3 separate regions of the Homo sapiens genome follow, and all the other regions are linked to region 3. Evidence: chromatin loops called from intact Hi-C (ENCODE). Cell type or tissue: endothelial cell of umbilical vein. All regions are shown on one strand. Each heading gives the region's core, and the rest is flanking DNA. Links, peaks and the distances in the headings are about the cores only. Region 1 overlaps SPATA6L (spermatogenesis associated 6 like). Region 2 has its middle 65 kb from the start of SLC1A1. Region 3 overlaps SLC1A1 (solute carrier family 1 member 1).

The links. Hi-C counts contacts between places; a loop is a spot of excess contacts. Peaks named below come from ENCODE experiments on the same cell type or tissue, not always from the same donor. Only the 100,000 strongest peaks of a DNase experiment are listed, where the experiment ranks them.
Region 1: it touches region 3 in a loop (2.5-fold over the local background); 4 of 110 quality-filtered maps call a loop at or near these places.
Region 2: a loop joins it to region 3, with 4 times the contacts of the local background. A loop is called at or near these places in 3 of 110 quality-filtered maps.

Annotation. Positions count from the first base shown.
Region 1 is chr9:4,634,344-4,645,515 of GRCh38, forward strand. SPATA6L (spermatogenesis associated 6 like) reads right to left here. Exons shown (of 12, transcript NM_001353486.2): 4 at 932-1,056. Among named protein-coding and RNA genes, the nearest start is that of PLPP6, 22 kb to the right of the region's middle. In endothelial cell of umbilical vein, for the core only: a CTCF peak has its summit at 5,908 (motif pointing left); a DNase peak (open chromatin) is centred at 5,888.
Region 2 is chr9:4,419,393-4,430,564 of GRCh38, forward strand. It overlaps a transcript of GLIS3 not described here. Among named protein-coding and RNA genes, the nearest start is that of SLC1A1, 65 kb to the right of the region's middle. RefSeq lists a silencer at 5,557-5,851. In endothelial cell of umbilical vein, for the core only: no CTCF peak of the experiment used is centred there; DNase peaks (open chromatin) are centred at 5,709 and 6,039; H3K27ac peaks cover 1,507 bases.
Region 3 is chr9:4,553,284-4,558,283 of GRCh38, forward strand. The region is part of intron 2 of SLC1A1 (solute carrier family 1 member 1); the gene reads left to right. Among named protein-coding and RNA genes, the nearest start is that of SLC1A1, 65 kb to the left of the region's middle. In endothelial cell of umbilical vein, for the core only: no CTCF peak of the experiment used is centred there; DNase peaks (open chromatin) are centred at 898 and 2,148; H3K27ac peaks cover 1,824 bases.

The sequences.
Region 1 (11,172 bases), core at 3,283-8,282, 84 kb after region 3:
AAGATAGTTTCAGTGAAATTCATCAAACTCTGAAAGATAATGAAGGTCTTGGGGTTACAGTCATCAGGAATTCTGATTAGGACAACCTTTAATGAATGCTTGCTGTTTGATGTATTAGAAGCTCTGTCATGATAAGCTTCATAGAAACAGAGGTCCTGACTGTTATATTAAATATATTCTGCACAGTACTCTCAACAAAGTAGAAACAATAACAAATTATATTAATTGAAATTCATGGGGCAATACGAGAAACGCTGAGTATCAAAATATTTTTTATAATTCTCAAAAGTGTGGCCTTTTAAATGGAGATCATTCAAGTGATGGAAAAGTCAAGAAAATCGTCAGGGTTGCTGTGGGAATAGAAATCGTCAAAGACAACATCAAAATGAGTATCCTGAATTTGGGTTCAGATAATGCCCCCCAAAGAATTAAATTATCAACGGAATATCTGCTACATCCTTCAAGATCCTTCAGTAATATCAATTTGCGAGCCTCTGTCAGTTTCCTCTTTGTTAAATGGAGACCATATCTGCCTTGGCTAACTTGAGAATTGTTGGGAGAAAAATATCTTACGTAAAAAATTGAAAGCGCAAAATAAAGATAACTACTGTCGCTACTCTATTTAGTCATAATAGCTATAACTAAACAAACAAATCTTACTGTTAATCTGCAACAAAAGGAGGCTTTTATAACTATGTGACAATGTAAATATGGCAATGATTTCAGCCTGATTAGATAAAACTTCCACCTCTCAGATCAATACTGGAAATCAGTATAATTTGGTACCTTGAGTTGGGCATCAAAACAGAGCTACTAAACAGAACAGCAGGGGTACTAACCAAGATAAAGATCAAACCCTGTCAGGAATAAAACGTTCAGGTCCCAAGAGTTTCTCTCCTAATAGAAGCCCAGATGAGCATGAATCACTTACTGGAAAACCCAGAGCCGTCTTCATGAGCACCTCCCTACACCTCCTAGGGTGCGAAGGTGTCAGCTTGGGCTCTGGGAAAAGAAAATCTCGTGTGTTTTCTTCGTAGTAGGCCAACTCATCCCACACTAGAAAGAAAATAGAAAAAGCATAAATATCTGTATTTACACCTCCAGGCTTAACAAAATAAAAGTTCAGGCAGATGATGGCAGAGATGGCACTCAGGTAAAAATAGACATATTGATCCTAGCACATGTTATTCAAGAGGAGACTAATTTCTACTACTTTTTATCTCGTGGATAATTTTTTAAAGCCTTCCAAAGTCATAACAGAGAAAAAAAGACTAAAGAGATGTTCTACAAAATAGAACAAAAAGGAAAAACTATCTTTCCATATATCCATCCAATTTTTCCTGCAACAAATTTTTACTAATGATAAACCTTAACCCAGGCACTGAGGATAGAACAGGAACAAGGTGGACATAGCATTGTTCACACAACTTTACAGTTTAGACTGGGGTTCAATGTGTTCTGTGATGCATGGATGCCAAGGGCCCAGATGACAGCTACAGCTGTGATTCTCAGCAGGGGTACCAACCCCGAGGACATTTTGGACATTTGTGGAAATATTTCAGGGGCAGTAGCCAGAGGTGTGAGGGAGTTCTGCAGTGCTCAAGACACTCATGCACATCACACTATCTCCCCCATCCCCAGTGACTTTCTAATATTCTGCAAACATTCTTGCAGGCTAAAAACTATTTTATAATTGTCTGAGCCTAGAACTTAACTAACTATGTAACTGAAAATAATTATATAACTATGTTGCATGTAAACACAAAGCCTTTTTTTTTTGCATAATTTGGAAATACACTGAATTTTTCCAAGTACCGTGTAAATCAAGGAACAATTGTATTTTGTTTTGTTTGGATCTTTAACCAGACCTGTTTGATATTTTGGAAATCATGTCCCATCTAAATGCTTCATTATGCTTGATACTTACATATTAACATATACATTTTATTATAAACCACTTTCATTTTTCCTTTATATTACAATCAGAATATTATATTAATTTTTTACAGTGACTTGTATAAGTTGATTATATTAACTACAAATATTTTCAGTATCATAAAAGGGATACTACAAAATACTCATTACCAAAAGATCTTGGGTCTAATGGGATGAACAATTACTGAGCCGAAGGACAGAAAGCTACCATCTGAATCACCTTTGACCACACAGCAGGTGCCACACAAGTGATCTGGACTGAGAGTGGTCCCCGCACAGAGGACCATCAAAAAAGTAACTATAGCCAATGAGGCAGTTTTGCTATTTAGTGGCTGCCACTTTACTTATGAGAAGAATTCTGATGAGGGTTGCTTTGTTTTCAGTACATCAACTGTAGAACATAATTGACCTTACATCAAATAATATGATGTATTAAATTCTTCCTCCTACTAACTCCATTTAATATTAATGTTTCAGTTCTACCGAGGAAAGAATCAAAGTGCAAAAAGAAATTATTCTATATTTTTCATCATAAATAGCATTTCTTCCCACTCGTGTGCTCCCAGCCACGCTCCAGCCACAATGGATTGATGTTCCCTCCTCAGCAATGTACTTCCACCATGCATGCTCTCCTGCATTACTGCCATGGCTGTAGTTGATCTCCCTGCCTCCATTCTCCTGCACTCAAATCCATTGTCCGCACGCTGCAACGTTTTAAATACATCAGACTGCCTTTCTCCTGCTTAAAACCTTCCAATGGGCTTCCCATCGCATTAGAATAAAATCTAAGCACCCTACCCTAGATTTCAAGACTCTATATAATCAGGCTTCTAATAATCTCTCCTAATTCATTTATTGCCACTCTCCCCCTTGATCATCGTTCCCTGTCATCCCTTACCCTTCTTGCTGTCCCTCAAACACGCCAAGCTCTCCTCCACATAACGGTTTTGCCTTATTGTTCTTCCTCCCTCTAAGGTTCCCTCTCTGGGTCTCTGCATGGCTGGCTCCTTCCTACTGAATAACAGGCTTGGTTTAAATGTCATCTTATCAGAAGGTGGCAACCCAACCTAACAGAGCACTCCTTCCCAGACACTCCCCATCACAATACCCTATTTTACTTTCAACGTAAGATTTACCACTAATTGATATTTTTGTTCATGTATTTATTCGTGATCTGCTTCCATCAAGGCTCCATGAAAACAGTGACTTTGTCTTTTCTGTACATTATTCTACTGCTGGCAGGGCTGTCCCTAGAAAGGTGTGAACTCAGAGCAGTTCAATCAATACAGGGCCCAGCCAAGACAATCACACCTGAAAAGGGGCCTCACTGTCAGCATCTTCAACAAGCCCCCTGAAATATCACTAACGGTAGACATTTTAAAATTGAACTTCAATGATGTTCTGAGATGAGTGGTGAAGTGCAGCATCCTGGATGCTGCCCCCAAACCTGTAGAACAACACTTGGGACATAATGGGGACCTGACAAATGCTTCTTAAATGAATGAACATGAGGACTAAAGTAAGATAACTTGCTTAAGTTCCAGCTTACGTTAGCCACTCAATAAGCATTAGCTACCCTCTTGGAGACTCAGTTTCCACACTGTTAAAAAAAGGAGAGAGACTAAATGTTCTCTGAAAGCTTTTCCAACTCTTACCCTTCATTCATTTTCCAATAATTTATTTTCATTCATACATTCAAAAAACACTTCATTCATTGAGAACCTCCTATGTAGTAAGACTTATAGACACTGGATTTACACTAGTGAAGAAGATAAATATAATCAATGCCCTCCAGGAGCTTACAGTCTAAGAGTATTAAACAATTATACAAATAAAGGTATAATTAAAAATTAATTTCCATAAGAGTAAATTACTAGGAATAAAGAGATAGAGAGGCTAGGAAGACAGGAGGGAAGATGGGTGTAATTATTATTATTATTATTATTTTTTGAGACGGAGTCTCGCTCTTATTGCCCAGACTGGAGTGCAGTGGCACAGTTTTGGCTCACTGCTACCTCTGCCTCCTGGGTTCAAGTGATTCTCTTGCCTCAGCCTCCCAAGCAGCTGGGACTAGAGGCACCCCGCCACCAAGCCTGGCTAATTTTTGTACTTTTAGTAGACACGGGGTTTCACCACGTTGGCCAGGCTGCTCTGAAACTCCTGACCTCAGGTGGTCCGCCTGCCTCAGCCTCCCGAAGTGCTGGGATTACAGGTGTGAGCCACCACGCCCAGCCAATGGGTGTAATTGTAACATCAATTATCTGCTTCATTTACTAGTCTCATCCTGGCCTTCTTCAACCATGCTCCTCTGACAATGCTCCCTGTGATGGGTATAATCCTCCCACCCTTGTTGGCCAAAAACAGACTCTGCCTCCATCCAGAAACTCTGAAGTACAACCTGCAAATGGAAAGTGATGTGTCAATTTCCCCAGCTATCACTAGCAACAAAACCCAACTTTCTCCTGAAGCTTATAGTGTTAAGAACTCTTTTCTTTTCTTTTCTTTTCTTTTCTTTTTTTTTTTTGAGATGGAGTCTCGCCCTGTCACCCAGGCTGGAGTGCAATGGCGTAGTCTCAGCTAACTGCAACCTCCGCCTCCCGGGTTCAAGCGATTCTCCTGCCTCAGCCTCCCGAGTAACTGGGACTACAGACGCGCACCACAAATTCAAGTTCTAGGGTCAGGCAGGGTTGGGTTCAAATCCCTGCTCCACCACTTACCAACTATGTGATCTGGGGCAAATCATGTAAACTACTTAACTTCAGTCTCCTCTTCAAGAAAATGTAAAAACTGTCATTGCACCTGCCCTTTAAGACTACTGTAAAGACGAATGACAAAGCCATGTAGAATGCACAGCATAGCACCTGACATTGCCTACCATTACCACGATTGCTCCCTGACACCAGCCCAGCAGCGGCCCCAGAACTGCTTTGGTTTCTGTAAACATCATTATGTTCCTACTGGGAACAAACACCTAGATGCATGATATGATGTTCTACACAGGAGGCCTTTCCTTTTTCCTCTTTCCTTTCATATGCTTTTGGCTACTTCTTGTCCCTGCATCTAAAGGATAGCTGCTACATTATTATTCCTGTGTTTATCAAGAATTTAGATAAAAGTAAGAGGCTGGAAAATTGAAAGGGAGCTCATACCCTATCTTCAGAATCACAGGAATAAAAATAGACTGAAACAGGGTTAGACAAATAAATAGAAGGCTATGAAGCTTCTCAAGACAGTCTCTCTGGTGTGGTCATTTTCTAGAAATCCAAACTGCCACCAAGTGTGAAAACGTCAGCACACTAAGAGGATGGTACAGCAAGAGCCTAGGTTAGAAATAATAAACATATTCACAGGCTGAACAAGTCTTATAGGTCAAGGGAAGTATCTGAAAGAACTCAATGTTCTTCTTAAGAGCTAATTACACAGACAGTGACATCATCAATGGCATCAACGAACTTCTCCCCCAAAAAGGAAACAAATGAGACTTTAAGAGAAATAACAATTTTAATAACAACATTGGCTGAAGGAATATCCAACATTTTTAGAGCATGTCAGAATTGACAGCGCGCTTCCAGATGCAGGATCACATTTGATTCCCTCTTTACAGATAAGGAAACTGAGGCTCTGAGAGTTTGACCTGTCATGATGCCACACGGCTAGTGATACCACATGGCAAAGAAGGAATTCAAAACCAAATAATCTGAGGCAAAAGTTCTTTCCTTGCTAATGCCTATAAAAGTATAAAAGCATTGCTATGAAAGTATAAAATATTGCTATAAAAGCACTGCTATAAAAGTATAAAATTAAGCCCTGTTAAGTGAATGGGTGCCCACTAGAATAGGCTTTTACAGTTGGACTGAATATACCTGACTTACCCAAAGCGAAGGTATTTATCTCAGAGGTTAATAAAAAGAAAGCATCAAGCTCACTGTGGAACAGGATCACGCTGCCCCCCTGTGTCCATTCCTTTTTTCCCACCTTTGTAAACTGAAGAACAGGAAGGGTCTTTATTTCTTGGCAGCAAAGATCACTAGACTTCTTCATTCTTTAGCAGTAAAGCTATATGCACATCTGGATATTATTACTTGTATTATTAATTTACTTGTACCATTAACTTAATGATCATAACATGTCTTTTGAGTATAAGTGTGTTTGAAAGCAATGAGAAAAAATATCAAGCAATAAATACAGCTAAATGAAAAGGTAACAATTCAGCCAATAGAGAAATTGGTCCCTGAGAACCCAAATATGGCCCATGTGACCCCACAGTGCAGTCCACAGGAAACTTTAAGAAAAAAAAAAAATTTTTGCTAGTATCAAGGATCAGCAGATCATGAGGGCTCACTGCCACTACTACGTGCCCGGAGCCACCAGCATCACACTAGGAAGACTGGCACAGTGTAGATCATGTGCAAAGTATGCCTGTAAAAACATACCTTGAACAAATTAATGGATCAAACTGTACTACATCTGAAGCTAAGTAAAATCAATTGTTATTTTGAGCAATTCAAATTTAATTCCACTAAAATTATAATCTGAAATTGAGAGATTGTAAATTAAAAAAACAAGTATAACACAGTTCCCATTGTGCATCTTATTAATTTTTGAGTTATAACCAGTATTTATGCACTCAGCTAGAATATTCTGCAATCATTCTTTTCAAACAACTATTCTTGCAACCTTTTCACAGATGGGCTTCTTGTCACATGAAAAACATATAGCACTCCAAGACATATTAAGTTTTAACAAGCAAGTTGCAGAATATATATAGTCAACATATATATAGGTGTGTGTGTATATATGTTGAAAATACATATTCTGCAACTGACTTTTTAAAATGCAGTATATCTTGGACTGTCATATGTCTTTCAAGAGACCAGAAAACCAACATTTAGTATATTCAACAACCATAAAATATATACACACGTAACTATATATACTAAATACTAAATATATTCGTGTTTATATATACTGTATTTAATATATAGTCATCCCTAAGTATCCACAGGAGGTTGGTTTCAGGAACCCTTGCAGATATGAAAATATCCATGAATGCTCAAGTCCCTGATATAAAATGGTGTAGTTGCGGTGAGTTGGTCGAAGGTAAAAAGAGCATAATAATAAAACATTAAAAATAAGAAATAAAATGGTGTAATATTTGCATATAACCTATGCACATCCTCCTGTATACTTCAGATCATCTCTAGATTACTTATAATACCTAACATAATGTAAATGTTATCTAATAGTTGTTATGCTGTATTGTTAAGGGACTAATGACAAGAAAAAGTCTGTACATGTTCAGTACAGACACAACCATCATAGGCCTAACTACATTTTCGAGTAATGGTTAGCCAAATTCATGGATGTGGAACTTGACAATCAGAAGGTCCAACTATATATAGGGTATGCGCGTGCATGTGTGGTTATTTTACGGTTGGCTGAATGTACTAAATGCATTTTAGAAGGTTTAAAAAGACACACATCAAATTGTTTTGTTCTGTTTTGTTTTGTTGAGACAGGGTCTCACTCTGTTGCCCAAGCTGGAGTGCAGTGGCAAGATCACAGCTCACTGCAGCCTCAACCTCTTTGGCTCAGGTGACCTCCCCAGCCTCCCAAGTAGCTGGGACTACAGGCATGCACCAGCACACATAGCTAATTTTTTTATTTTCAGTAGAGATGAGGTTTCACCATGTTTCCCGGGCTGTACCTGAACTCCTGTGCTCAAGCAATCCACCCACCTTTGCCTCTCAAAGTGCTGGGATTACAGGCGCAAGCCACCATACCTGGCCCACATCAAATTGTTAATGGTAATTATCTGTCAGGGATTGTTGAATGGGCTTTTGACATTTTCTTTTACATACTTTCGTGTTAAATTTTTTATAGTGAGATTACTTAGGTATTGAGTAACTTTTTTAAAATCCATGTAAAATTAAATAAGACCAAAGTGGGCATGCTTCTACTTCCTCAGCATACTAAAATATAATGTGCCAGCAGTGATATATGTTTGAACATAAAATTGGGTCAAATAAGAATAAAAAACTTATGGAAAAAAACTCAATGCCCTGATTTCAGCCTGTCACTTTTAGGCTGAAAAACATTCAGTGAGAATTTCTGAAAAGTAGTCAGGAGGCACCTGCTCAGTTCCGTCTACCTATGAAGGTAATGACATCTCCAAAAGCACCTATTCTTAAATTCACAGAGTGGGGTTCTTTTCTGTCTCCAGCGGCAGCCTTTGCCAAAGAACCAAGAAGCAGAAGAAAGAACTACAGACTCCTGGGTTCACTGCACTTCACTTGGGCCCTTGACCTGCTCCAGTGATATCCACAGCAGGCAGGACTATGATCCCTATCAAAAGCCTCCTCAGTCCTCTTTGCTTTAGTTGAGACATTTGCTAGTCTCATCTTCCTTCTCCCATGCTCTCTTAAGAAAAAGAAAAGCACACACCATAAAACATCAAAATAACACAACAAAACAGGGAAAATATAACTGTTTTAAGCATAACTGATTGAAAACATTGTTAAAAATAAGAATTTATAACAAAATCAACATTTATATCCAGACATCACTCCATAAGTAATCAAAGGACAGTGACAGTCACTTTATACAGAAGGAAAGAAAGAAAACAAATCATAATATGGGAAAATGAAAATTTTTAAGAAGTTTTAAATTTAAGGTTGTCACAGTCACATCTAAAAGGGAGATAGATCATAAAATAGGATAAAATATATTTTTATCTATTTATTTATTTAGATGGAGTCTGGCTCTGTGGCCCAGGCTGGAGTGCAGTGGTGCAATCTTAGCTCATTGCAACCTCTGCCTCCCGGGTTCAAGCAGTTCTCCTGTCTCAGCCTCCCAAGTAGCTCGGATTACAGGCACCTGACATCATTCCCAGCTAATTTTTGTATTTTTAGTAGAAACAGGGTTTCACTATGTTGGCCAGGTTGGTCTCAAACTCCTGACCTCATGATCCGCCCACCTTGGCCTCCCCAAGTGCTGGGATTATAAGCGTGAGCCATGACATACTTTGCAAACACAACAAATCCAATTGACAGTATCCAGCATTAACTAGGATATGGGGAAGGGGCATGCCATGCACTCCTGGATGCAGTAGAAGTATTGGAACCTTATTGGGGATCAGTTTACCCCAGTTTAAAAGGCATGGTTCAATCTAGTAATTCTATTATTTGTAAATATACCAAGAGAGAAATATTTTTATAAAAATGTGGAAAAAAAGAAAATCTAAATGCTCAACAATATTAATTTATGGATAACACCACCACTATGGAAAAATACACAGCTATTGAAAATGACAAGTAAACTACAGGTAATAATGTAAAGTAAGAAAAGTAAAACCCAAAATACTATGGAAATACTATTTATAGACCTATAAAAAACACATATGTAAATTAATAAAATTCTTTATAGCTATCAAAATAATGATGTAGGCCGGGGGCAGTGGCTCACGTCTGTAACCCCAGCACTCTGGGAGGCCGAAGCAGGCAGATCACCTGAGGTCAGGAGTTCGACACCAGCCTGGCCAACTTGGTGAAACCCTGACTCTACAAAAAATACACAAAAATTAGCTGGACGCATTGGCAGGTGCCCATAATTCCAGCTATTCAGGAGGCTGAGGCAGGAGAATCACTTGAACACGGGAGGTGGATGTTACAGTGAGCTGAGCTTGCATCACTGCACTCCAGCCTGGGCAACAGAGCTAGATTCTGTCTCAAAAAAATCAATTTGAAAAAAAAAGATGTAGATTTATGCATTTAGAAATGACAACATAGGCAAGGCATGGTGGCTCATGCCTATAAACCCAGCACTTTGGGTGGCCAAGGTGGGAGAATCACTTGCATCCAGGAGTTTGAGACCAGCCTAGGCAACATAGTAAGATGCCATCTCTGCAAAAAAAAAAAAAAAAAAAAAAAAAAAAAAAAAAAATGTAGCTGGGCATGGTGCATGCCTGTAGTTCCAGCTACTGGGAGGCTGAGGCAGGAGAACTGCTCAAGCCCAGGAGGTCATACCACTGCATTCAGTCTGAGTGACAGAGTGAGATCTTGTCTCAAAAAATATATATAAAAAATAAAATTAAATTTAAAAAATTTAAACAACAATATAATGGTGACATACAAGGGGGAAAGCTAATAACAGAAAAAAAACTATGCTATGTAAAAATTCCATATCTATGTGTTCTTCTATCTACAGAGAAATATCAAGAAATATGTTCATCAAAATATAAATAAAGATTCTCTCAGGATTACGTGATGTGGGAATGCTTTTTACAAGTAAAAATTATGAAGCTGTTTTCATTTTGAGAAAGAAAAAAAGCAGAAATGCGTAATAGCAGAGATCAGAGGAGAATTTTCTGAGTTTTCAGTATTCTCTCTCTCTCTCTCTCTCTCTCTCTCACACACACACACACACACACACACACACACACACACACTTCTATGCCAACAACCCTAAAATCACCAGATAGCTATACTGAAAGGCTATTTATGAGAATTGGTGCCACTGGGTGGCAGGTCCTAACCTCTCTCACCAGCTCAGGTCTTATGTCACTCAAGACACACTGCATAGCAAAAGTACCACAGAACAGCTTCCTCCTAGAATCTCATGATTCTAGCACAGGGGTCACAGACTTTCTGTAAAGGGTCAGACTACTAAATGTTTTAGGCTTTGTAGGCCATCTGTTCAAATTTACTCACCTCTGTCATTGTTCTGCAAAAGTGGCTATAAACACTACTTAAACAAATGAGTATGGCTATGTTCAAAAAAGACCTGTATTTATGAATAACGAAATTTGAATTTCATATAATTTTCACATCACTAAATATTCATTTCAAAAATTATTTCCAACCATTTAAAAATGTAAAAACCAAAAATAGTTTGGCAGTTCCTCACAAAGTTAAACAGTTACCATATACCCCATTCCCAGGTATACACACAGAAGAACTAAAAGCAAATATACAACAATTTGTACATTAATATTCAAAACAGCATTATTTATAACATCCAAAAAGTAGAAATGTCTTAGTCTATTTTCTGTTGCTTATAACAGAATACCTGAAACTGGGTAATTTATTTTTAAAAAGCTATTTATTTCTTACAGTTATGGAGGCTGAGAAGTCCATGGTTGAGGGGCTGTGTCTGGTGAGGGCCTTCTTGCTGGTGGGGACTCTGCTTAGTAGCCAGGTGACACAGGGAATCACATAGTGAGGGTGCTGAGCATGCTAG
Region 2 (11,172 bases), core at 3,127-8,126, 130 kb before region 3:
CATCTGCTCAGTTTCTGGGGAGGCCTCAGGAAACCTACCACGAAGGCGGAAGGCAAAGTGGGAGGAGCAAGAGAGAGGGAAGGGAGGTGCTACATACTTTAAAACAACCAGCTCTGGCCAGGTGCGGTGGCTCATGCTTGTAATCCCAGCATTTGAGGAGGCCGAGGCGGGTGGATCACTTGAGGTCAGGAGTTCAAGCCAATATTGTGAAACCCCATCTCTACTAAAAATACAAAAATTAGCCGGGCGTGGTGGTCCACGCCTGTAGTCCCAGCTACTTGGGAGGCTGAGGCAGGAGAATCGCTTGAACCCAGGAGGCAGAAGTTGCAGTGAGCCGAGATCACGCCACTGCACTCCAGCCTGGGAGACAGAATGAGGCTCTGTCTCAAAAACAAACAAACAAACAAACAAAAACAAAAAACAACCAGATCTCATGAGAACTCACTCACTATCTCAATGACATTACCAAGGGAGAAATCTGCCCCCATGATCAAATCATCTCCCACCAGGCCTCACCTACCACATTGGGGATTATTATAATTGAACATGAGATTTGAGCAGGGACACAGAATTAAACCGTATTACCCAGGTTGAGCACCGTCTACAGGGATCTGAACAGAAATACACTGAGAGTAGTTATGGGGAATTTAGAGCAATGTCCTGAAGCCTGGCTGTTGAAGGCTATCAGCTGTGGTGCTCACTCCTGGAGAGGGGTCCAGGCATGTGTGGTTCAAAAAAACAAAATCACTCCCAGGTAATTCTAATGGGCAACCAAAATTGAAAACCACAGATTCTCAAAGAATCACTGAAGAGGGGGCCACATGGAGAGGAAGATGCAATTTGAGAATCAAGTCCACTGAGTGCCACATTTGCAGAATAGGCCAGGAGTTTTAAGGAGTTTAAAAAGAGGGGACATCATTTTCTTCCATCACTGAAGCCATATTCTATTACCTTGAGTATCTTATCTGAGACCATGTATATCCCACTAACCTAACGAGAAGAAGGATAATTAGATGATTATCTAGCTAGACAAGCATCTTGAACCTCAAACCATTACTCGTAAGGTGCTGTGATCCAAGGAAAGTATAATTAGTCACCACTTAGTATCACGTTAAGCAAGCCAATAAACTCGGGGGTAAGGCAGGTGGGGAATACCAGAGCATGTTTACCATTTGATCTGCTTGTTTTCTCTCCCTAATGTTTAATCCTTCTGATTACGTCAGGGAGAAAGACTCCACTAGGTGCTCATCTGGTTGAACAGCCGCTGATCTCTTTTGAACAAGAAGCATGGGGCCCCAGTGTACTAGTCCATTTTTGCATTGTTACAAAGAAATACCTGAGACTGGGTAAATTACAAAGAAAAGAGGTGATATTACATAGGTTGAGTATATAACATAGAAAGATGGATTGCACCTTGCAATTACAATAAAACTAGTCCATGTATAACATCTAGTTATAATAGCCACCTGAAATTGTTATATATTTTCCCCAAGCTATTTATATCTCCCCCATTAAGAAATAGAGCCTTCATTTTTGTAGCACTTGCATGAATATTTATTTATTCTGGTCTTAGAAAGCATTCCAAAATTTTAAAAAAGTGTCTGCTACCAAAGTTGCACGTTCGCTTCTGCACTGCTGACATATTAAGAATTTTTCTGAGGCATTGAATAGTGAATTTGACATCTTCACCAGCACTGAGTTTCCCTTTAATTACTGTCAGTGACTGCTGACTTGTAAAGCACTGTGAAAGCAATAATCTACATAGCAGTGGTCTTTCCAGTTGATATTCATGAAAGGCTGAAATAATCTCTGTCATATGACAGGACCAGCTTACTAGTGAGCCTGCTATCCCACAGGACTCTCTCGTCCCACAGGACAGGAAAGGGGGTCCATCCAAGACAATTCACCAAGGGCAGGTGGTGAAGGCAAGCCTGGTTCCAACTGAAAGATGCTGTCAAGCAAAAGACATTGGCTAATAAAAGCTGCTGATGCTGCTATGAAAAAGGAAACCAAAGACAGCCCAAAGAGAAAGCTGGCTGGTCTGATGGAAGTCCCAATGCACTGATCCATCATACCTGATCAATTACAGGTGGTGTTTGTCTCTCTCAGGTTTAGCGGCGTTTCATCATTCAAATACTTATTCAGTGTTAGTTGTGGGTGAGGCACTCAATGGATTTCACCAGAATAAAAAGGACCTCACCCAAGATACAGTTGTCACTGGAACCGGCAGGGGAAGAGGGTGCTCTCATTTATTACTGCATAGCTCACTGCCTTGTCTGCAGAATTCACTCATTCATTCAGCAAACTTGTTCTGAGAATAGTGTTAGACACAGAAAAGTCCCTTCCTTTCTTCCATTCACAAATATGTAAAGAGTACCAACTATGTCCTAGGTGCTAGTGTTAAAATAGTGAACCAAACATAAGTGATATATTCTACTGCGGGAATTCTTAACCTAGGATTCAGGGATGCCCCCTAGAATGCATGGATCAGCTTCAGGGAGTCATTAAACATGAGTAGGAAAACAATCAGATGTTTATTTTCAGTCATCTCTAACTGAAATTTAGCATTTTACTCAATTGTGAATGCAGGCAACAAACCACAGCAGTAAAAAAGGTCCTGTGCCTCTGTCACCAATAGAAACCACAGACATGTTCATATCAAGTTACAGTGTTTGCAGATTTCTCAAAAAGTCAATTGTGTCCATCACCGCTCAAGAATTATGGTAGGTTTAAATCTTCCACCAGATTTTGTGTTAATGAAAAAGCACATATGTAACCATATCATAAATTTGTATTTCAACACTTTGATGATTGTATTTCAGTATAATTGGTCTTCTTCATAATCCTATGTGTTTTATTTTATGCATTGTTCTGAGAAAGAGTCCATAGGCCTCATCAGATAACAAAGCAAACCTTGGCACAAAATGATTATGAATCCTTGTCCTAGTAAGACAGACAGGCCTTAAATAAATAATCTTACAAATACATACTTACAGACAGTGCTAAGATCTCTAAAGAAAAAGTCCATGTATGTGAGATGATAAAAAGAAGACATGGTTTCCCCAGGATTTGGGGTTAGTGGGCTACCCCCAGGAGTCTAGTGGGATCCACCTGGATTCTGTTTCCCCTGGAAAATATCACATTCTGCTGCAGTCAACCAGTCCATAAAAAATATCAGTTACATATCTCTCCTGTGCTAGGTCCTATATGAGCACTGGGGACACAACATCTCTGCCTGCCAGTCTACCGGGGGAAGTCAGAGCAAACCACACATGAGGAAATACAAATCTCAGATAAGCTCAGTTAGAGATCAGAGCCCTGAAGAAAGTGAAGCAGGTTAATGAGATAAAGTGTGAAAGTCAGGGAGTGCTGGGGGCGGGGCAGCCCAGGGAAGGTCTCTTGCAGAGGTGATATTTGCACTGAGACCTAGAGGAAGAGATTTGGGGGATACATTTAAGACACAAGGCAAAGACCCTGAGATAGAAAAAGTAAACCCTCAGTTCCTTTGAACCCCAGGACCCAGACTTCTTAAACAGTGGTCATTGTTGCCTTGCTATGCCCTGTTTTTGGAGAAAGAAGCACATCACAGGAGTCAAAAGAGAAAATTAGGTGTGTTCTAAGGGTCAGGTGGACAGAAGGGGTCAGAAGCAGCAGTGGGGACATGGATCGAGTGCCTGAGTATATGCCTCCATAGGTGGGGTCCCCTGAAAAAGGTCAGGGGACCCTCCCTACCTCTGGGCAACTCCGATCATTTCCCAGCCCAGTTCATCACCATCTGCCTTTTAAACAACAAGTGCCGATTATCAGAGAACCTCCTCAGGTCTGGAGAGGATCCACAAATATTTGTCATCTGACGTCACAGACCCCAAGACCCCTAATTTTCAGGGAGCTGAAGCTGAAACTAAACTCCACCACACGGAAGGGCGGCTATTTCCCTCTGAGTTGCATCTTAGTCTTAGCTCCCAAGGCCTCCTGGTGGGCACAAGAGTTCTACTCAACCCATCTTTTCCCAGCTGGATCCAGAGAAAGCTACTCATTCCCCCAACTTCCCACACCCCTCCCCCAGACCTTTAGAAAAACCACTCTCTTTCCCAATGAAAAATGACACCAAAGCTCCTATCTGGCAGCAGCCTACAGGACATCACTTATACCTTATTAAAACCCACAAAAACCCTCTCTAGCAGCTATTAAACAAGCTCGTATAAGGGATTTATTTTTGAAAAACCAATAATTTCTAGAGGATATCACAAGGTCACAGAACGTTCAGCCCAATGCCCTATAATAAATATTGGCTAAGTTATTGCACAAATGCCATAAGGGGTACATGGAATCATTTTTATTAAAAATGAGCCAACTGCTTCTATCAGGCTATCTTTCCTGGTATTTCTAGACCTTCGGCTACCTTATTCTTGTTCATAACATTCACACAAACACATACTTATAATGTCAGAAGAAAATCAGTGAATATTTTGCATCTCTTATAAAACATTGCTAAACTTTAATCTGTAGTGAGGTGGGAAATGTGAGCTGATGACCAAACAATGACCCTAATCCACCACAAAATAGTGCAAACTTAAAGAAAATATAAATTCCATCTATCACACTTAACTTGAATGAGGTCAGGAAAAAGAATTGGTAAATGTTAGAAATATTCCCTAAAATCAATTGAAGCAAAGGGATTTTGACAGAAAGTTCAATTACAAGAAAACTCCCAATATCCTTGAATTTCCAGTGAACCATCAGTGTAAAAGTTTTTCTTTTTTAAGTGATATTTCAAAAGAAGCCTATGAGGTAGCAGGAAGAACTTTGGACTTAAAATCAGTTGATGTAGGTTCCAGAGCTAGCTCTGCCCCTGATTTTCTTCATGACCCCAACCTGTTTTCACTGTGTATTTTTAAGTCTCTATGGGCGTCTGTTTCCCTATCTGTGAAATTATGCAGTTAGAAGGAACACCTTTTAAGCCCTCTTGAAGCTGTAAACCACTATGAATCTCTGCCTCTTTAATTAGAATAGGCCTGTAAGTACCAGGCAACAGATTCTAGCCTAGATTCCTAACAGGAGTATGACCCGAGAAAATAATCTTTAAAGGTCTAACGTGGTCTCTTAGAGAATACTTGATTATTGCAACATTCACTGGGAAACTGTAGCAGATAGTGGATTTGCTTTTGTTTTTGTTTGTTTGTTTGTTTTTGACAGAATTTCGCTCTGTCATCCAGGCTGGAGTGCAGAGGCATGATCACACCTCACTACAGCCTCAAACTCCTGGGTTCAAGGGATCCTCCCGCCTCAGCCTCCTGAGTAGCTGTGACTACAGGCACTTGCCCTCATGCCTGGCTAATGTTTTTTATTTTATTCATTGTAGAGACGGGATTTTGCCATGTTGCCCAGGCTGGTCTTAAACTTCTGGGCTCAAGTGATCTTCCTTTCAAAGCACTAGGATTAAAGGTGTGAGCCACTGTGCCCAGCCCATTTTTTTTTTTTTAATTAGAGATTTTCTGATGAAAAGAATACACTGGGCATTATATTTGTGGCCAACGTGTTCTGGACAGTGAAATGTAAACAGGCTGAAACTTGAGGCTTCTGGGGAAGTGTCCTTAAAAGGAAGGGAGCTCCCGTATTCCCCTCTTCTTCCTTCCTCTGTGCTGGCATATGAACACAATGACTGGAAGCTGAGGAGTCATCCTGGATCATGAAGCAGCCCCCGAAGTTTAGAAGAAAAACAAGCCAGAAGGAGCCTGGGTCCCTGCTCATCTGGAATCAGTTGCCAAAACAGCCCTTATTGCCCAACTCCAGATCTGATTTACATGAGAGCGATATAAATTTTTATCATGTTTAAGGCACTGCTGTCCTGAGTTTTCTGTCACATGCAGAGAGTCTTAATCCTAAGTAATATACACAAGACTGTTTCCCTTTATCAAAGATATCATTATGCAAAATATGCCACTAATGACCAAACCAGCCTCTACCACAGCTATTTCCATGAATCAAAGGATTTGCCTGGAGACCCTGTTTTCATCTCTGGCATATCTGCCTTCCTGCCCTCAGTCACCTCAGCTGGTATTGGGAATGGCAGGGCCTGCCAGGCAAGTGTTGAAATGATGTGACAAAGAGAAGGAAATGAAGGATTTTCTCATAGGCTTTGCCCACAGATTGCCTCATTCTCAAGACTGCTTCCTTGCTGAGTGACTCCAGTGGGTTGGGTTTGCAATGCAATGGGTAGAGATCCTTCCAGACAGCTGTCATCTGCCTGGAAACTTCAGCTTCCTAATACTCTTGTAAACCTCCTGGGACAGAAGCTCCAGTTCCTGCTGACACCTCACATGAGATGTGCCTTTACCTAGTACCACCTGCTCGGGACTGCCCAGCAGGGTAGCCTGCAATCCCAGGGCAAAGGTGAACACCAAGCAGGCCTCCACTGATGCACAGCGGTGGTATTTCCCTGGGAAGTTTTACTTGTGAATCTGGAACTTAAACTCTCAGTTCTGACTTTTGCACAACATTGGTTCCAGTTCCTCAGTCCCAGGAAGGCCCCAGAAAGATGGGTGCTGACTCTGTGCTCAGAACAGTGGTTTGCAAAGGGTATTTGATCAAGTACCCTTAGAGAAACTGAGGCATCTTATGAACAATCTTCCTCGACAAAAAACACATACGTTCATGCAATGCAAAACTTGGCCCACAATTTCCTGAGGTGCCAAGCGCCCTGACACCCATCCATGAGTCCAGAGCCCCCAGGTTAAGAAGCCTTGCCTTTGAACTCCAGAAAAGATTTTAAAACCTCCAAAGTCATCTGATTTCCTCCTTGGGATAAATGCCCCACTACTGCTCCCAAACAGAGAGTAGGCTGAGTCGATTTTAGAAGCTTCAGTTGTTCATAGGATTTACTGTTTTTATGACCAACAGTGAGAGAAATGTCACTTGTCTCTTCCCCACCTCCTGCTCCAAAGGTCTTCATCTGAAACTTAAGTCCCAACCAACTCTTCTTTCCTCCTTTATCTCACATTCAGCCACGTTGAACTGTTTATTTTCAGTTTCCCAAACATGCAGTGGTGCCTTCTTCTGCCCTCTGTCTCTGCTCAGGCAATTTCCTACTCCTAGGACACCTCTTTGCCCATCACTATTTGTCAGAATATTACTCATTCTTTAAGACTGTGTAAAAACAGATTTCTCTATAGAGCTTTTCCTGAGCCTTCCTTTGTGCACACAGCCTGAGCTTGAACATCTGTTCCAGAACATATCACCATCCATCATGGATTATTTGGGCAACCATATAGCAAAATATTTGAACCTTTGAGGTCTGAAACTAGAATGATTGGGTTTCAGTCCTGGCTCCATCTCTTTCTTGCTGTGTGACCTTGTGGATGTTTAACTTTTCTGTGCTTCAGTTCCGTCATTGGTAAAATGGAGACAATAATAGCTCCCACTTCACAGAGTTGTGTAAGGATCAAATGACCTGATCCAAGTAAAAGTCTTAGCACAGTCCCTGGCACACTGAAAGCATCTGATAAGGAATTATTACTTTGACTTCAGTTACTTATACACTTTTGCCCACACCCATTACAGTTAAACTGTAGAGTGGATGAGGACAGAGAGTAGAGCCCATGTCTTAGTCACCATTTTGTATCTGATAGAACCTAGCAAACAAATTTTGCACATAGTAAATAATCAGTGTATGATATGTGAATGAAAGTGAATTATCCATAAAAGTTTTATCTAAGAACTTCAGACAGTAGTGTTGCCATCTATATTTTATGCATGGGTGAGAGGCGATGGAACAGTAAGTTGGATGCTCCATTGAGAATACAAATCATTCTGGGGTTTGGAAAAACCATCCTGATTGCAATTCTGTGTCCCAATCACAGAATTTTTATATCATCGTGAAGCATATGCCAAGAACTCCCCTCTTCTCCACTTATAATTGTTTCCATTTCAATTCAATGACACAGACATTTATTTAGCAACTATTAGATGCCAGACACTGTGGTAAGGGGTGGGAATCAGAGATGTCCTTCTGAAGGTCTTGCAAAGCAACTTCCATCTGACATCAAACTTCAAGTTCAGCACCCAGGATGTATACACACTCTTATATTCCTTGAGCCTGAAGCCCAGTCCCAGATAACAACTGGTCTGCAGGATTTCCCTGCCATGTGACAAGAGATGCATACTTACGTCAAATGGCAGAAAAGTGGCTGGGCGCAGTGGCTCACACCTGTAATCCCAGCATTTTGGGAGGCTGAGGCAGGGGGATCACTTGAGGCCAGGAGTTTGAGACCAACCAGGTCAACATGGTGAAACCCTGTCTCTACTAAAAGTACAAAAAGTAGCCAGGTGTGGTGGTGTGCACCTGCAATCCCAGCTACTCAGAAGGCTGAGGCACAAGAATCGCTTGAATCCAGGAGGCGGAGGTTGCAGTGAGCCAAGATTGTGCCACTGCACTCCAGCCTAGGTGATGGAGCAAGACTCCATTAAAAAAAAAGAAGAAGAACAATTAGAAAATAATTATACTAATATGTGTAGAAAATTTACTAGACTGCTTCTGACCACCCAGACCACTGAGTTGACATAAACAGGCCCCTTACTACACAGAAATCCTGAACAAAATATAGAAAAAATATTTTCCACATAACCAAGTTCAATCAGAAAAAAAGAAATTTCCAGTGCCGGGAATAGCATGAAATCAAGTCAGAGGAATAAACATGAGCTGATAACAGGAGGAGGCCATGGGAGTTTCAGGTGGCAATATGGACCCCTTAGGGAAAGGGAGCTACATTTCTCATGCCTACCAAAAATAATAATAATAATAATAAGGCCAGGTGTGGTGGATCATGCCTGTAATCCCAGCCCTTTGGGAGGTTGAGGCGGGCGGATCACTTGAGGCCAGGAGTTCAAGACCAGCCTGGCCAACATGGCAAAACTCCATGTCTACTAAAAATACAAAAATTAGCCAGGCTTGGTGGCATGCACCTGTAGTCCCAGATACTTGGGAGGCTGAGGCACAAAAATTGCTTGAACCTGGGAGGCAGAGGTTACAGTGAGCCAACATTGTACCACTGTACTGTACTCCAGCCTGGGTGACAGAGTGAGACTCTGTCTCAAAAAAAAAAAAAAAAAAAAAAAATTCAGGCCTAAAGAAGGGAAAGAATGAAATTGAGCTATCTGCATAAACAAGCTATTATGTGTGGTTTCAGAGGGCTAAAAAAACATTCACCAATGAAAATCAAACTACGATCTTATACTACCCACAAGTCTGGGGCCTTAATTTATAAAACCTTCATGGTGTGGAACCTTAAACTGATAATTTAACATAGTATATAGGGTCATTCAAAGCCCTAGGAATCCCGCAAAAGCCAAAGCAAGATATTTCTATAGAGACATTGAGAGACCATCTCCTCTTGGTTGTTGCAAAGGCACTTTTAGCTAAAAGGGAAATCATTCCTGCCTACCAAGCCTGTTCATCTGCCAATGCACCCTACTCACAAATGGCACCACTTCCCATTAAGGCACATGAGTTGTCCCTGACACCCCCATACCAATTCATCACTAAGGCTAATTAATTTTACTTTCTAAATATCTGCCCACTCTGTCCATTTCCAAAACCTCATCCTAGTTCAAACCACTATCATCTCTCACCAGTCTCCTAACTGGTCTACCCTGCATCCACTCTATCAGGTGGTACCATATAAAATTGCTATCTTGTAAGTCAAAACCAGCCTGGAAGTGGCAGTTCCATAGCATTCAACCTAATATTTCCTCCCATCTGATGTCCTCACTCCAGATAGAGTTACCTTTTCATGAAGGAAATTTTATCATGTTGCACCTACCCCTCGCTGAAATCTTCTGTGGCTTTCCCGCTATTCTTAAGATGATAAAGTTCCTGAACATCACCTGCAATGCCATTTGGCCCCTACCTCCCTCTCTCCAGCCTCATGCCCCCAACTCTCCCTTATTCCCCCTTCTCTTGACCCACCGGATTTCTTCTAGTGCCTTGTGTTTTCTATGTTTTCTCTTCCCACAGAGCCTTTGCACATGTGGCTCTCACTGCCTAGAATATTATTTTCACTCCTCTTCAACTGAACAATTTCTTCTTACCTTCAGATCTCAACTTAGCAATGCTCTCCACAAGAGCCTTGTCTGACCCCCTGGCCTTGTTAAGAATCTTGTCACATGTTCTCTTAATGCTAAGGTGATCCACTTCATAGTGCTTGACCCCATGACAATTTTACATCTATGTGTATGACTATTTGATTAGTTCTGCGTCCCCCAGTAGCACTGCAAGGTTCATGAGGATAGAGACTGAGTCTGTTTTCACCAAACATTGAATCCCCAGCTCTGTGTCAGACACAGAGTAAGTGCTCAACGTAATTTAAAATTATGGAATGGAGAAGTGACGAAACTGTATGCAGGTGACCAAGGTGGAGACTGATGCAGTGGCCCTACAGGAGAAGATGAGAGCCTGAAACTAAAGCGGGTTTTTCATGCATTACCTTGGATAACCTTCTAAACACTCCATCTTTTGTTTTAGGCATTTTATAAAAAAGGAAACTAGAGACATCAAATAACTTGTGTTCAGGGTCACATAATGGTAGATCTAAGATGCCAATCCAGGTTATCAGAATCCGAAATCTGTCCTCTTTCTATTAAACAAACAAACAAACAAACAAACAAAAACTTTGAGGCAAGCAGAGGAGACAACAAGGAGCCCGGGAATGAGATCCAGGAACTCTGATGCCTACAGATGTCAGAAAAGTAATGTAAAAACCAGCAGGCCCGGGCTAAGATAAGAGAGGGCATTGGAAACCACACCAAGCTAGAAGGTGCATGCATGCCTGTCTAATTCTAGCTCCAACTTATCATTAATGCATGAGAATATGGGTCCAGTATTTTTAGATCATCCTATGTTTTTTAGAGAAGTTCAAAGCTGCATTTTTGTGTGAAATCATTCTGATTTTGAAACACTATATGGGTCACACATAACATATCTGCAGGAGGAATGTGATACCATTTTGCAGCTCCCCGTCTAGACAAATAGGAGATCAGCAGAGAAGCTGCACTGTTGCCAGTAGTCACCTATGCCTATGTCTTTCGTGCAAAATATTTGGGCAGGGCCCTCATAAATAATCTTAGCAATAGTTATCCAACTTGAACTTTGATGATTCCATGAAACTGAGAAGCTAA
Region 3 (5,000 bases), core at 1-5,000:
ATACCACCGTGTTCCATAGTAATGAAAAAAATGTTAAAACAGCTCCTGGACTGCTGAAACCAGGACACAGCCCACCGCTTCTTTTTTTTTTTTTTTTTTTTTGACAGAGTCTCACTGTGTTGCCCAGGCTGGAGTGCAGTGGTGCGATCTCAGCTCACTTGCAACCTCCACCTCCTGGGTTCAAGCGATTCTCCTGCCTCAGCCTCCCAAGTAGCTGGGACTATAGGTGTGTGCCACCACCACCGGCTAATTTTTGTATTTTTAGTAGAGATGAGGTTACACCATGTTGGCCAGGCTGGTCTTGAACTCCTGACCTCAAGTGATCCACTTGCCTCAGCCTCCCAAAGTGCTGGGATTACAGGCATGAACCACTGCACCTGGAGAGCCCACTGCTTCTTGATGCATGTTTTGAACTTCAAATGTGGACCAGCTGACAGAGGCTTCAAGGGGACCTTTAGCTGATTCTGCTCAAGGACCAGTTTATTTTGTTAACATCACCAAATAGCCTAGAGTGGTGATATTACCTATTTTAAGAGAGTTCTTCATGTCTCTAAGAAAAGTAGATGTCATAGGTGATGCATGCACAGAAAGATTTTGCATGCTCCTCTTTGCCTCTTCCTTTCCCTTTGAACATCCAGGGAGTACTAATCAAGGCTGCAGAGATTTCCCTATGCCCTGGATTAACAAAGTAAGATCATATCCTGCCTTGTTTTCTCTGGGGAATAAAAGAAACATTTTGGAATTTAAAAATCATGAACCTGTTTATTTAATCCTCATAGCAGCCCTATGAAGTCATCAAGTAGGTGGGACCTTAACTCCATCTTTAGAGATAAGGAAACAGGAGGTTGAAGACAGATTAAGCCACTTTTTCAAGATCACACAGATCATAAGGGCAGCAGCTGGAACTGGCAAGTTTTGTTCTGGCAACACTCTGCTGCCAAGGGGCCAGAGCCTGGGAGAGGGATCCAGGGCAGTCAGCCATACTTAAATACCTGTTAGTCATTCAATCAGCATGTTTACTGAGCATCTCCTATGTGCTGGGCACTGAGTATACATTCGTGAACAAGCAGATAGCTAGGTCTCCTGCCTTCATGGAGCTTAAAACCTAGCAAGAAAGAGATATAAAATAATGAACCAATGATAAAAATTGTTGAGATATGATATGCACAGGATGCCAAGCAAGGAAATCAGGACACCCTGGTTTAGGGTGGATAATCAGGGAAGGATTCTGAGGAAAGGACTTAAAAGCCAAATGAAGAGTGAGGAAGAGCACTCCAGGCAGAGGGAAGAGCCTGTGCAAAGGCCTTGGGGTGGGAAGGAGCTTGGTCTGTTCCAGAAGAGGCTGGAGGAGGGGATGAGACAGGAAGATGGCACAAAGAGGGGCTGGAGAGGCAGGCAGGTGCCTCCCCTGCAAGGCCTGTTGGCCAAGGTAAGGATTTTTTCTTTTTATCTTCAGTGCCATTGAAGGGTTATCCTGATGTATAAAATCACCTGATTTATGTTTTTAAAGGATCTCTTTAGTGACCGTGTAATGAAGGAATGAATGAGGGAGGGAATGAATGAATCAGTTAATGCTTGTTGAATACCTTCCATCTGCTCAGTGATGCACATCATCTTTATCATTTATTCAGTAATCATGCAGGCTATTTACTAAGAACACACTGTGTTCTGGGCACTGTACTAGGCCTGTTATAGACATTATTTCTAATCCTCACAACAGCTACGCAAGCTGAGGTTGTTCACTTTGTTCCTCACAATTAACCTAAAGGCGATAGAGGCATTTCAGATCCTCCAATTTATAGATGGAGAAGCTGAGTCTGGGAGGAGGCTGGGATTTGAGCCCAGTCTGTCCCACCAAAGCCCATGCCTTCTCTCTGCACAGGTGGCCTCTCTGCCGGTGACAGAGACAGGAGTCATCCACATGGCGAGTTTTAACTCCTATGCAACAATGAGTTTCTTGGATGTGGTGTCCACTTATAATGGCATAACACCACCAAATGTCAGACCTAAAAGAACTTCCAATAAGGGGTTGAATTTTGATACCTTAACAGCAATGTGGAGAGATTGTCACGAAAGCTTTGTTCTCAGTGGGTGGTTGCTTAATCAGAGAGCTCTAGGAGGAGTCTTTTGCCCTCAGATGTTTATTTTTAAAACATGCTATTGTTTAGCCAGGCAACTGCTTCCTTTGGAGTGTTTTTGTAAAAAGTTCAGATGATTACTGCTTTGGCTGGGAGCCAACACCCTTGCTCATCAGAGCCTTCTCCTGAGGTGAAAAAAGCAAATAAATGCCTTTACCTAAAATAAAGAGCTAGCAGGTGCCCCTGACTTCCAAGGACAACCGGGGATTTTATCCCTGTTTCTAGGCCACAGCCGAGCCTCAAAACTGTCCCAGGTTCTAATGGATAACCCTGGGTTCACAGGGAACTGGAATCGTGCTCTTCTTTTTCTGCCCAATTCAGGTGCCACCTGTTCCATCAAGCCTCTCCTGCTCATCTCAATCTGGTGACAGTTCAGGCTCCTCTGAAAGCCCACAGTAACTGGTCTCCGCACCAGGGCTTCACAAAACATCTAGTTTTTAAACTGGATGGAGCAAATCCAGTTGTTAAAATTTCTGATCTGTTACAGATCAATAACCTTCGTAAACTATAGTTAGAGCAAATTACTAGAAAAGTTATATTAAAAATAGACATACAAAATACTAGCCCTATTTTTTTTTTTTTTTGAGATGGAGTTTCACTCCTGTTGCCCAGGCTGAAGTGCAGTGGCATGATATCGGCTCACTGCAACCTCCACCTCCCAGGTTCAAGAGATTCTCCTGCCTCAGCCTCCTGAGTAGCTGGGATTGCAGGTGCACACCATCACACCCAGCAAATTTGTGTGTGTGTGTGGTTTTGTTTTTGTTTTTTTGTTTTTTTAAGTAGAGATGGGGTTTCACCATGTTGGCCAGGCTGGTCTCAAACTCCTGACCTCAGGTGATCCACCTGCCTGGGCCTCCCAAAGTGCTGGGATTACCGGCGTGAGCCACTACGCCCCGCCCCTATCTTTTATTATTACATTCAACAGAAATAAAGTTACTGTCCAATTACTATAAACATTTTAAATACTCACTGTTGATTTCTGTGCAGATGCCATCACACCTGCTTAGTTCATTCTCATTTATCACCCCCTATAGGACAGCTTTCAACTCCCAGGAGAAACGAGTTCTGATAGTGAACTGTAAAGAGAGGGGGTCCTTCAGACCTCGCCAGCCACCAAAGATGGCCTGAGAGCAAGAAACCCGGGGGTCCATTGAGAATAAAAACTCAGAACTAAAGGGCAAATGAGGTTTTACTTGTTTGGGACTAAGTTGGGCCTGATCTTCGACGTCAACGCCAGTTAAGAGTCTAATGCCTGGATTCTCATTCTCACAGTCAACATTCATTGCGCTAGACCACAAGTTCTCACCAAGACAATATCGTCCCCAAGGCAGCAAAAGCTGTTTTTATTTGGTGGTGGTGAGTTGGGGGAGAAAATCTTACTCTTTTTATGTAAAAAAACACATGTATCATTTACTATATAACCAGATATACAGTTTGCGGTTTTAGAATTTCAGAGGGGTGGTGATTAGGAAAACGGCTTTGGGGGGTGGTTTTGCACAACAACAACAACAATAAAACAAGGTTGAAAAAGACTGAGATGTTACATGTGTTCCCCTGTGGAGTCTTTTATGGCTGAAAAGTGTTCTCGTTGGCTGCCCTGGGAACCAAACTAAACCACCATGTATAAGCGGTTTCTAAGGGGACTACCTGCTGAGGTCCAAGTTTCGGACCCAGAAATGGATCTTTGAAATGGGGTCATTTGTAAGCAGACGATTACTTGCAAAAATGCAGCTCTTTCTGTCATGTGGAAAGCTTCAAGTACAAACATTCGTAGAGCACCTTATTTAAGGCACTGGGGGCCCAGTGAAGAATAAGCTTCAGGCCTTACAGCCATATGATCAGTGCAGTGATGGAACTACGTGCCAGGAGATTTGCGCGTAGCATCTTCCTTTCCCCTGCCCATGCTTGCAAGGCAAAGAGCTTTTCCTGAATTTGATAATGGAGTTAAGCTATAGTTTGTTCATTCGACATTGTCGAGCACCCACTAAATGCTAAACACTGGTAGGGTCTAGAGAGATTGGGCTGTCCAATATGATAGCCATTAGCCACGTGTGGCTACTTAAATTGAGATTAATTAAAACTGGCCAGGTGTGGTGGCTCACACCAATAATCCTAGCAATTTGGGAGGCCGAGGTGGGAGGATCGCTGGAGCTCAGGAGTTCAAGACCAGCCTGGGCAACATAGTGAGACCTCATCTCTACAATTAAAAAAAAAAATTAAAATAGATTAATTAAAATGAAAACTCAGTTTGTCAGTCACACTAGCCACTTTCCAAGTGCTTGCTAGCCATATGCACTTTGTGGCTACTGCAGGGGACAGCACAAAAACAGAACGTTTCTATCATCAGGAAGCTCTACTGGGCAGCGCTAGTCTAGAATTTTGTAGCACATGGATAGAGCCAATATGGAATAGTGGTTAAGAATATGGCCTTTGAGGTAAAATGTAGATTGAGATCCCAGCTCTACCACTCACCTTACCAGCTTTATGATCGTATGGTACTTAGCCTTTCTGAGCTATAGTTTTGTCCTCTGTAAAATGGGGGTAATAATGCCCGCCTCCTTGGGTTGTAATGAGAATTAAAGATGATGCATTAACATGCAGTCAATATAGTGTTTATTGTCATCATTATTATTTGTATTATGATTATCATCCTCATCATTATTGACATTACTCGCAGATGGGGTGTTTACAACCATCCAGACAGATATTTTATGGTCATTAAGTTCTGTAATGTTCCTATTTATAGAGGTTTTCAAAGATTAGGCTGTTTCCCTGTATCTGTTCTCTCCCTCTATGGTGGTCACCACCCTTATCCCCAACAATGCATTATAAATCATCCAACAGCCTGGACTTGGGGGCCAG